2 separate regions of the Homo sapiens genome follow, and region 1 is linked to region 2. Evidence: chromatin contacts called from ENCODE Hi-C or POLR2A ChIA-PET data. All regions are on one chromosome and are shown on one strand. The core of a region is the stretch at or near the end of the contact, and the rest is flanking DNA. Distances in the headings are between cores, read along the strand shown. Region 1 holds the start of RALA (RAS like proto-oncogene A). Region 2 holds the start of HERPUD2 (HERPUD family member 2).

Region 1 (4,938 bases), core at 2,194-4,693, 3.9 Mb after region 2:
CTGGCCCTAAAACACAAAGAAGCCTTGTTTGTCATTGCTGTTCCCAGATGTATAGTTAATATACATTATATGATAATTTTATAAATTGGTATATAAGCAAGTGTATAAAAATAAACATGCACATTATGTAGTCATGAATACATTTAAATGTTTACATTATGCATACACCTCTCTAAAGGAAATACTGAAGTCACCAATTTAATGGAAAAAATTCTCATCTACTTTAGGGATAGACATTGGACAAAACTTCACAAGTCTATATATTTCATTACATGTTTGTGATTAAACAGTGATGAGAATGACAGAGTTTCACAGGAATGTTCAACTTAATTGTGTCAAACATGTAACTGTCTATAAATTCTATAGGGACTGCATTATTCTATGGGGACATGAATAATGTTTTTAATACAAAATTCCAGTTAACTGACTGGAGTAGACTAATCATTAATTCTAAAACATGCTTCTGGCAAATCCCTATCTACCCTGTATTTTCCCCCAAAGCATATATTAGCTATGAGTAGCATGAATATAAAAGTTGTGGTTACCAAAACTTCTTTTTACTTCCCTCTTTCATTAACTATATTTGTTAATACACAAGGTTTGATCATAAATAGTAAAGTCAATTCACAAGTTAAGAAAAAAGATCTAAGTGTATTTCAAAACAGGATCCTTCATGTTCTTTGAGTAATCCAGGCAGCAAAGTCAGGAATGCTCATGGGTGCTACTGGATATTAGTGCTAATTACTAATAATATGTACTTACAATTATGCCCTTTCATCCAAGTACCTCAAAGAGCTTTCATAGCATTAATTTGTTATTTCCTATAATATCTTTGAGAGGCGGCTGATAGAAAGTTATTATTATCTCTATTTTACAGTCAGAGAAACTAGGGCATAGAGAGGTTAAGTAACATTGCTAGGGTCATACGGTGAACAACTGACAAAAAAGGGACTCAAGCTAATTATTCTCATTTCCTGTTCAGTATATTATCCATTATATGGTTGTTCAATACACCTAAATGCTTTTTTATCCTAGACAAATTGAGAATACTGTATTTAAATAATCTAAGACGTAAGTGAACGCGTTTCTCTTTTTTTGTGTGTTCAAAAATGCTGCTCTACAGGGATATAGAGTTAAAAACTAATAATTAGTCTTTGGTTTGCAGCTGTAGCTATTATTTATAGGGCTTTTACTATTTGTGGTTTTCTGAAGCTCTGCTCAAAATGAAGTATTCTATTTCTCACTGCTTTATGCTAGGTTAGCATAGCTGTGAGCCACCAAAAAGCAGCTGAGACAGGCTGACTAATGAATTTGAGGTTGTCTTTCATTGCGTTCCTATTGCTGACTCTTCTTGAAGTCATCCTCCTTCTAGCTCTCCATTCAGCAGATATTTGTGCAACCCACCATCCTCAATCCTCAGCCTATGGCCAGCTTAACTGTTGTCAATGATTAAATTTAAAATATTTTTATTGGAATGGAGCAATTCCTACAGAATAAAAAAGAAAAAAATTAAAATATTAAAATATAAACATAGATAATATTTCATTTTATGAGTTAATGATGCTATACTATTAATAGTTACCACTGTTACATCCAGTTTCTGCTAAACCTGACCTTTAGGGTCCTTAGAAGACCATTAAACATTAGAATATTGGTCTATGGATGGACACATATCACCATATTGGGTTTTTTAATGCAGTATTTCAGTAATTTTCCCAAGTAAAGGCAGGGAGAAAGGAGAAGTGGTTTTGAAACTGTGCTCAATGACGTAAGACTGCAGTCAGCTTGGTTATGGTCATCTAAACCTGTGGTGTTTCCAACTTCAGCCCAGCTCCTCCCTAGAGCTCTAGACCCATATAGCAACCACCATTAGACAGCACCACTCTTACTTCACTCATCAACTCCAAAACTGAACTCATTTTTTTTCTGCAAAAATGTCCCCTCCCAGGACTCATCCTAACTCTTCCTTATCTTATTTAGTAAAATACACCCTTATCCTGCCCCTCCCTCAAAGCAAAACAAGGCATCATCATTGCCTCTTCCATTCTCCTATCTGGCAGCTGCCCCTAGCAACCAATTACCAGTTGATATGGCCTCTTGAATATTTTAGGAATCCATCTCCTTTGGATGCTCACTACCATTCACACAGGGTCCTTAAGTTTTCTCTTACTGGCTTCTGCAATGGCCCCCTTGTGGGCTCTCTGCTTATCCTTCTCTGCCCCCCCACCTCCACCCCCCCAAGTTATCTGTTCTCTACCAACAGAAGAATAGCTTAAATTGTAATCTGTCCACTCATTGCCTCACCAAGGCATAGACGATTCGTGATTTGGCTCCTGTTTTCTTCTCCAGCCTCATCTTCTTCAGCAACCTAAGTTTGAACTTCAAGACCTGTAATTATTACTCATTCTTCTCAACAAATTATTTGTCCCCGTGCTGCATCTCCTTTCTGTTCGGATCCGGATTTGCCATCCCACCCCTATTTTTGTAGTAGAAAATGCCTATTTATCTTTAAAACTCTAACCTACGTTAGTAAAGCTATCCATTCTTCACGCTGTACATCTTGATAAACCATACTTCCAATAGCAATGATTTGCTTTCATGTATGTCTGCCCACTAGACTGGACATTCCTTGAATGGCTCATACCAGGAATATAGTTGGTACTCAATTTGTGGGGAGCAAAGAGAGATAAGCGAATAAATGTCAAGACATAAGAATCTGTAGCTGCTAACTTAAATTTACGGATTTAGTGAAACTACTTCTCACAAGCTACCAAATCACAGTGCCATGGGGCCGCAAGATGATCTCAGTGCCACACCGACACCTGCAGAGTCGCAGGGGGGTCCGACACCCCTCAGAAAGAACTCGCAGACCGTCCGAGAAAGCGAATTCTCCAGGGGATCAGCAGTTAGATGAGGCCCAGGGCAGCCACGAGACCCTCCAGCCAGGGTAGGCGGCTGACCCGCCTCCTGGGATTTGGCCCGTGACAAGCCACGTCGCCAGCTCCGCTCTGAATACCCCCGGCCACGCCACACGAGCGGCCTCAACCCTGAGACGCCCAGGGAACATGAGCTGACCCTCTAGAAGCAAGATGGCGGCCTCCGCTCTCCCCTCCTTCCCCCAAGAACCCCCTCCTGGTCCCCAAAAGAAAGACAAGGACACCGCGGCAACGACGCCGAGATCCGGGAACCTCCGCGAGGCCCGCGGCCACTCCCGAGCCCCCGGGAGATGACTTCACCTCGCGGAGCTCAGAGAGCCGGGGGTGGGGCCGTCGGAAAGACAGCGCGGACAGCCCTCAGCTTGCAGGGGGCGGAGGCCGGGCAGCCTGCGCCCTCCGAGCCACTGTTCTGCGGCCCAGGCCCATGATCACCCTCCTCTCAGCCCACGGACAGGAAGTCGCTCCCCAGCTGCCCCGCCCCGCTCCCCAGCGCCCCGGAAGTGATCTGTGGCGGCTGCTGCAGAGCCGCCAGGAGGAGGGTGGATCTCCCCAGAGCAAAGCGTCGGAGTCCTCCTCCTCCTTCTCCTCCTCCTCCTCCTCCTCCTCCAGCCGCCCAGGCTCCCCCGCCACCCGTCAGACTCCTCCTTCGACCGCTCCCGGCGCGGGGCCTTCCAGGCGACAAGGACCGAGTACCCTCCGGCCGGAGCCACGCAGCCGCGGCTTCCGGAGCCCTCGGGGCGGCGGACTGGCTCGCGGTGCAGGTGAGCGATGCCCGCTCGGGCCGCCCGGGGAGGGACTGGGGCCACCCGGGCGGCGGCGGGGGTGTGTCCGGGCGGCGGCGGGCCGAGGCCCTGACGCGGGTTCGGGCTGCCGAGATTGCACATCCCACGTTCTGCCCGGGGACGAGCTGCGAGATGAGCCCGGCTGGAATCCGGGGCACCGCGTTCGCCGCTGTGGGGCGAGTGAGCCCCCGAGAGTGAGCGGCTGCGGAGAGGTCCCCTGCGCCCGGCAGCCGGTCTCAGTTGGCCTCGTCCGAAGGTCACCCCGCACCTTTCGTCCACGGCGCCCAAGTTCCCGCCCGGGCGGTGCCCGCGACCTGGGGCAACCCGCTGCCGCCGCAGTCCCCGCGCCTCACTCCACCCCTCTCCCCTCCTTCCCTTTCTTTCCACTCCTTGCCTGTGCTAGAGCCGCTGCTTTTTAAGCATCTCCGCCAGGGTTTTTTGTTTGTTTGTTTTGTTTGTTTGTGTTTTTTTTTTTTTTTGCCAGTTAAAGGAATGGTTTTTCAGACTTAAAGTCATTAGACTCTCCGCACTGAACTGAATACCTGGCCTTGGGCGCTTGCACAGCTTTAGCCCATTTTCAGGTAATCTAGCTTCTAATATGAGGAAGAGAATACATTTTGGGAGAGAGGTGTTTCCTCTGTGGTTCGTTTCTGAAAGATTTCCAGAAGTGGAAGATGTGATTGGCATGCTTTAGCCTGGATATATGTGTTTAAGTAGACGGGGGTGACGGCACACAGGGGTGGCAGTGTTGTTTCAGGATTTAGGGAGAATTAGGGAGTTAACTGGCCTGTGCTCGGAAACCTGAATGTCCAGACTTGTAAGAGCTCATCCAAGTGTGGCTGAGGTAGTGTGAGAAGTCCCGTGCCACGCCCTACGTGTCAAGCTGAAAAGCACCTAATTTACAAATTGTGTGGTGTGGGGGGGGAACAACCTTTATAAAACATGTATCATAAGTTAATTCTTTTCCAGAAAGTAAATTGCAACTTTAATCATATTCCAGAAATTGGATAACAGATTTCATTGGTAAACTCTTACAGTATGTTTATTAATGTATTTCAGTGTGTCTTATTAGCTCATGTTTTTCTGTCTCTGGTAATACAATATTATTCTAAACCGACTCCTGTATTAAAATAATACACTATTATTGTGAAGTATTATCTGACAACACCGTTTTTTGACCTTGGATTTCTTTAGGGCAGGAGCCATGTCCTACTTATGAC
Region 2 (5,592 bases), core at 823-3,322:
TATACAGTACTCTACATGACGGTATACTTCTTTTCTAAACTATTCCAAGACTCCTTGATTACCAACCACGGCCTTTCAAATCTGACTTTGGGGACAGATGGAGCTGTACTGTCTATATTTTATTTATTATCTCTGCAATATCCAGTTATGATTCAGAATGGAACACAGAATGGAAAAGCCATATGAGAGGGATGCACCAAATGGTGGTGGGGTGGAGGGCAGTTCTCTTTTAAACTAATGTCCATGTATCCTCTACAGGAGAAAAATGTTGAAAGGGGTTGTGGTGAAAACGAATCTACAACTTATAATTCTTTGGTCCTTGAAACATATATAGTAACCTTGAAAGTATAATTTTTATAGGGGACACATACTTATTTCTAAGAAAAAAAAATCTTCAATTTCTGTTTAAGTTTCTGGGCCAAGTGTTGAAAGTAAAATGGAATTTTAGTGTAATAAGCAATAAAAGCTCTGATACGGGTTGTAGTGCTTTATCTTTTTTTTTTTTAAGAAAGGATATATCTCTCACTCGCATATTAGGTTGATGACTTTAAGTCCAAAGAAAGTAGTCCCTTTTCCATGCCTGCCAATTCTTTGAGACAGAGTCTCACTGTGCCACTCAGGCTGGAGGGCAGTGGTGCGATCTTGGCTCACTGCAACCTCCGCCTCCCGGGTTCAAGCGATTCTCCTGCCTCAGCCTCCTGAGTAGCTGGGATTACAAGCATGCGCCACCACGCCCAGCTAATTTTTGTATTTTCAGTAGACATAGGGTTTCACCATGTTGGTAAGGCTGGTCTCGAACTCCTGACCTCGTGATCCGCCCGCCTTGGCCTCCCAAAGTGCTGGGATTACAGGTGTGAGCCACCGCGCCCGGTCTTTGCCTGCCAATTCTTAAGTCCCTTGATATTTCTGCTTCCTCTTACTAATTAACTGAACCTCATCAGGAAAATATTAATGATGGTTCGAACACTCAGGAGACACAACCTCAGAACTCAAAATACCTCGCGGTCTACCAAAAGAGACCTATTTGATTCAAGACTGGAGGGGAGAAGCAGGAAAAAGGAGGGTACACGGCACGAAAAGCTGCTGGTCAGAGCAGCTGCCCCCAGCTTTTACACACTTACTGGTTTGCTAGGGTAAACGTTAGATAGATGCGTTTTTAGTTTCCCCACGGTCCAGTTCAAGAAGCAGCTAATAGTCTGGTCACTGTATTTCTGATTCGGTGCTTTAATGATGAGGGTCACAGGAATCTCCATCCCACTTTGGTCCATGGTGCCCCCAAAGTCAGACAGAGTCCAGAGGAGCGGCAGTTAAGCCCAAAAGAGCCGAGATGGTCACCGCCGGCGCGACTGGGATGAGGACAGAAGTGAGTTCTTAGTATTCCGTGTCCAAGTCAGTTACAAGTGCACTGGAGGATACGAAGCCCATTGCCGGTACCAAGGATGGACTGAGGTGGTGGCGACTGCGACGGTGGGGTCTGGGTGCCCGGCCGTGGAGGCAGCTCTCCCCGCCAGGTCCGGGCTCCGCCGGGCTCCGGACTGTGGAGGCCGTCGTGAGGAGAAAGGAAGCTATACGAAGGAAGGGTGGGAGGGATGAGGGCACAACGGCCGGCCCGGGGTCACTGCCCCGCCCCACCGCGACCCCCAAGCTGGAACGCAACAAGGCCCCTACGCCACGGCCCCGCGGTGCGGATCGGGGAAGCAGCTGGGCCGCTCAGGGCGGTCAGCGGGCACTGGGGTACCTGAGAGAAGGCCGCGGGGCCCGCCACCGCCGCCCTCCGCGCCCAGGCAGGGCCGCCAGCCACACCGTCCGGCCAGGCGTTTTCCGTGGCAGCCGCTCCCTTCCTGCTGCGCGGCGACCGGCACGGCCCAGCCCCGGGTCTCGCGAGGAGGCGCGGGTGAAAGGGAGAGAAGCTGACCGAAGGCGCGGCCCGGCTCTCCGCCTGACCCCTCAGTCTGGACAGCGCAGGGTGGCGGCAAGGCAGGGCTGGGCCGGGGGCGGCCCAGGCGACTACAGGTAGCAGGAGGGCGGGGACGAGAGCCGTTGCGCCACCGCTGGCGCGCCGGTTTTGTTGTTATTGCGAGGATTGTCTGGGGCCCCTTTAAGCCGGAACAGGCAGGGCGGAAGTGCGTCACCGGCGGCACGCCCCTGCACATGGACCTCCCCCGTCCCCGCCATCCCTGCCGATCCTGTTGCTGCCGCCTTCCCGCCGTGCTCGGGCTGCCCGGGACTCTAGCCGCCAGGCTTCGCGTCGCCCAGCGGCAGATCGGGCTCCTGGGAGCCTCTCCCCTGGCCGTTTGCTCGGCCTCGGCCCCAGCTGCCCTGGGGCCTAGCCACTAGCTCCCCTGGCGCTAGCCTACCCTGTCTTGACCGCACCCTGAAGATTTGGGAAGTCTTTCTCCATCCCAAGAGTCGTCTCTGCAAAAGTTGGTGTCCTTCCTGGTGCTGAACCACGCTTCTGCTCAAAATGTGTTGAGCGTCGTCTGTCTGCAAAGCACGGTGCCAGGAGCTTTGGTGGAGAAGGCATGGGGTACATGTGTAAAGAGTACAGGCTTTTGGTTAAACCTGAAGTCCTCCTCTACTTTCTGGGGGACCCTGGCCGTCCTTGCTGAGCCTCCGTTGACTTCTCTAATGGGGACGGTAATGCCTACCTGACCACAAGCTGATGAGTAAATGAGCTATGAGTGCAAAGTGTGGTGCAGTTCTGGCGTGTGCCAGCCTCTCAAGTGTCAGTTTCCGTCTCATTCCTCTTAATCTTCACTAAAATGGACAAGTATTCATTGAGCACCTAATGCGTGTTCAGTATGGTGGGAGATGAGGGATGACAGTATTATTTTTCTATTTTATAGGTTAGACATAGAACAAAAGGTTGAGTCTATTGCCCATAGCCGAACTTTTCTTCATTTTCTACTGTGGTTTAGAAGTCGGTATAGTAAGTTAAGGGTTGTTAGATGTGCATTTTCACAGCTCCCAGCTTCCACTTAGGAGTAGATAACATAGGGGACTTTGCGAGCTGGTCTCTTTCCCTCTTAGCTTCAGAAGGGCTTCGAGGTAGCCACCACTGAATTAGTTGAGAGACAAGGCACCCCTACGGAGGAAATCTCAACTGCACAACCCCTACTGTGCCCCAATTCAGCAGGAAGCAGTTAGAGCGGTGGTCAAACCTCCCCAATAGCACTTGGGTTTTCCTGTTGAGAGGGGGTACTGAGAGACAGGACTAGTTGGATTTCCTAGGCTGGCTAAGAATCCCTAAGCCTAGCTGGGAAATTGACCACGTCCACCTTTAAACACGGGGCTTGCAATTTAGCTCACACCCGACCAATCAGGTAGTAAAGAGAGCTCACTAAAATGCTAATTAGGGAAAAACAGGAGGTAAAGAAGTAGCCAATCATCTATCGCCTGAGAGCACAACAGGAGGGACAATGATCAGGATATAAACCCAGGCATTCAAGCCAGCGGTGGCTACCCTCTTTGGGTCCCCTCCCTTTGTATGGAAGCTCTGTTTTCACTCTATTAAATCTTGCAATTGCACACTTTTCTGGTACGTGTGTGTCACAGCTCAAGCTGAGCTTTCGCTCACCGTCCACCACTGCTGTCTGCCGCTGTCACAGACCCACAGCTGACTTCCATCCCTCTGGATCCAGCGAGGCGCCCATTGCTGCTCCTGATCGGGCTAAAGGCTTGCCCTTGTTCCTGCAGGGCTAAGTGCCCAGGTTCGTCCTAATCTAGCTAAACACTAGTCACTGGGTTCCACGATTCTCTTCCATGACCCACAGCTTCTAATAGAGCTATAACACTCGCCGCTTGGCCCAAGATTCCATTCCTTGGAATCCATGAGGCCAAGAACCCCAGGTCAGAGAACACAAGACTTGCCACCATCTCGGAAGTGGCCCGTCACCATCTTGGAAGCGACCTGCCACCATCTTGGGAACTTGGGGAGCAAGGACCCCCAGTAACATAGTGACCAGGAGGAAATTCTTCCTCTCAACAGCTAATGCAGCAGGATCTCTTACACCGTACCCTCCCTCACCTTGCTCTTGCTCTTCATGGTAGAACACGTACCATATCTTAGCTGTACTCTATCAACTGCGCATCTGAAGTAAAGAGTGAAGTCTTCTTTGTTTCCAGTCATGGAGCAACAACTTGCTATGATACTGGCCTTCTGTAGCTGACTCTTCTTTGTCTACCCAGGCACTCTAATGGAACTTTAATTCTAGCTAAAGTTATTTTCTCAGACTCCTTTGAAGCAAGGGGCAGCCATTTGACACACTTCAAGCCAATGAGTTGAATGTTGAACTTATTGCTGAGGCTTCTAAGAAAGCATATAGATGGAAGGGCTCTGCGAATCAGAGCTCATCTTTGCCCTACACCTGTCTTCCAGGAGGAACGTGAAGAGCTACAGCACTCATAGTTCAGTCATGAAACAACAAACAGGAGAACAATGGCCTGCATTCCAAGGATGGCAGAGCAGAAAACTGTAAAGAGGCTGGGCATTTGATGGCATTGTGGTGCCACCAGACAAGCCCTAAGCTATCTTCCCTAAGACTTCTTGTTTTGGGTCAAATTCCTGTTTAAGCCAGGAAGTTTTCACAACCTTCACCACCCAGTCCTGCAGCTGTTGTCTCATGCTTGTGACTCAGACTTCCAGGAATCCTTTAGAAGTGATGTGGTGATCTCGTTTGGCACTATGCAATGTACACTATTAATGAAGGTACCCTAATAATTATAAATATTAAGACAGAATGTGCATTTCACAGTGATTTAAACACTCTTTAACACTCTTTAAAACAGTCCATCAAAGGTTCGCTAACACAGAGAAAAACATTTAAAATTGTAATAAAGGCTGGGCGCAGTGGCTTGCCTCTAATCCCAGCACTTCAGGAGGCCGAGGCAGGCAGATTGCTTGAGCTCAGGACTTTAAGACCAGACTGGGCAACACGGAGAAACCCCGTCTCTACAAAAAAATTCAAAAATAAGCCGGGCGTGGTGGTGCACGCCTGTGTTCCCAGCTACTCTGAAGGCTGAGGTGGGAGGATTGCTTGAACCCAGAAGGTAGAGGTTGCAGTGAGCTGAGACCATACCATGCACTCCAGCCTGGGTGATAGAGTGAGACTCTGTCTCAAGAAAGAATAAAAAGTAAAAATAAAATTGTAATGAACATTCAAGAAATTGAAATATACGGGTACAAAGATGATATAGTATCAGAAAAAATGATTTTTTTTAAATTTTACAGCCACTTGAATTAAGTACCTAAAAATGCTTTTGATGCTGTTGAGCTTGGCTATGATAACAACAGTATGTAAATATTCCACTTTTGTTAAAATATGTATAAACAGGTATGTGTACAGAGCAGTGTATGAAAGGGTGGTCCCCAGAATATTGATAGTGTTTGACGTGGAATTTGGGCTAGGAAAAATAATTACCAATGAGGAGATACAAGATAGCAGCAGTTAGGGAGAGGCCGTCCATGCAGCTGCCTATTTAAATCACTGTCCATGTTAACAGATAAGAACTGGAAATGTCAAAGAACAATTGCCCAGCTCAGTTACCATCTGCTACTAAAGATAGCCCCAGCTGGGTGCGATGGCTCACACC

What was found. A loop is a pair of places that touch in the nucleus more often than their neighbours do. ChIA-PET counts read pairs that join two places held with the same protein, here RNA polymerase II (POLR2A). Pooled maps may share reads with other maps.
Region 1: a pooled map shows a loop between it and region 2 (3-fold over the local background). The contact joins the promoter of RALA here to the promoter of HERPUD2 in region 2. A Hi-C loop is called at or near these places in 1 of 168 maps with a recorded cell type or tissue (heart right ventricle) and 2 of 50 pooled maps. POLR2A ChIA-PET finds 5 or more read pairs at or near these places in 1 of 52 experiments (naive thymus-derived CD8-positive, alpha-beta T cell).

What each region holds. Positions count from the first base shown.
Region 1 is chr7:39,620,129-39,625,066 of GRCh38, forward strand. RALA (RAS like proto-oncogene A) reads left to right here and starts at 3,444. Exons shown (of 5, transcript NM_005402.4): 1 at 3,444-3,697. It overlaps LOC107986785 (a long non-coding RNA gene), which reads right to left and starts at 3,349. Exons shown (of 2, transcript XR_001745175.2): 1 at 2,305-3,349; 2 at 1-1,486. RefSeq lists an enhancer at 3,320-4,167 and silencers at 3,494-4,003, 4,598-4,647.
Region 2 is chr7:35,693,063-35,698,654 of GRCh38, forward strand. It overlaps HERPUD2 (HERPUD family member 2), which reads right to left and starts at 2,073. Exons shown (of 9, transcript NM_022373.5): 1 at 1,739-2,073; 2 at 1,122-1,565. The coding sequence starts at 1,268. It overlaps HERPUD2-AS1 (HERPUD2 antisense RNA 1), which reads left to right and starts at 2,144. Exons shown (of 1, transcript NR_136255.1): 1 at 2,144-5,592. RefSeq lists an enhancer at 1,212-2,099 and a silencer at 1,542-1,951.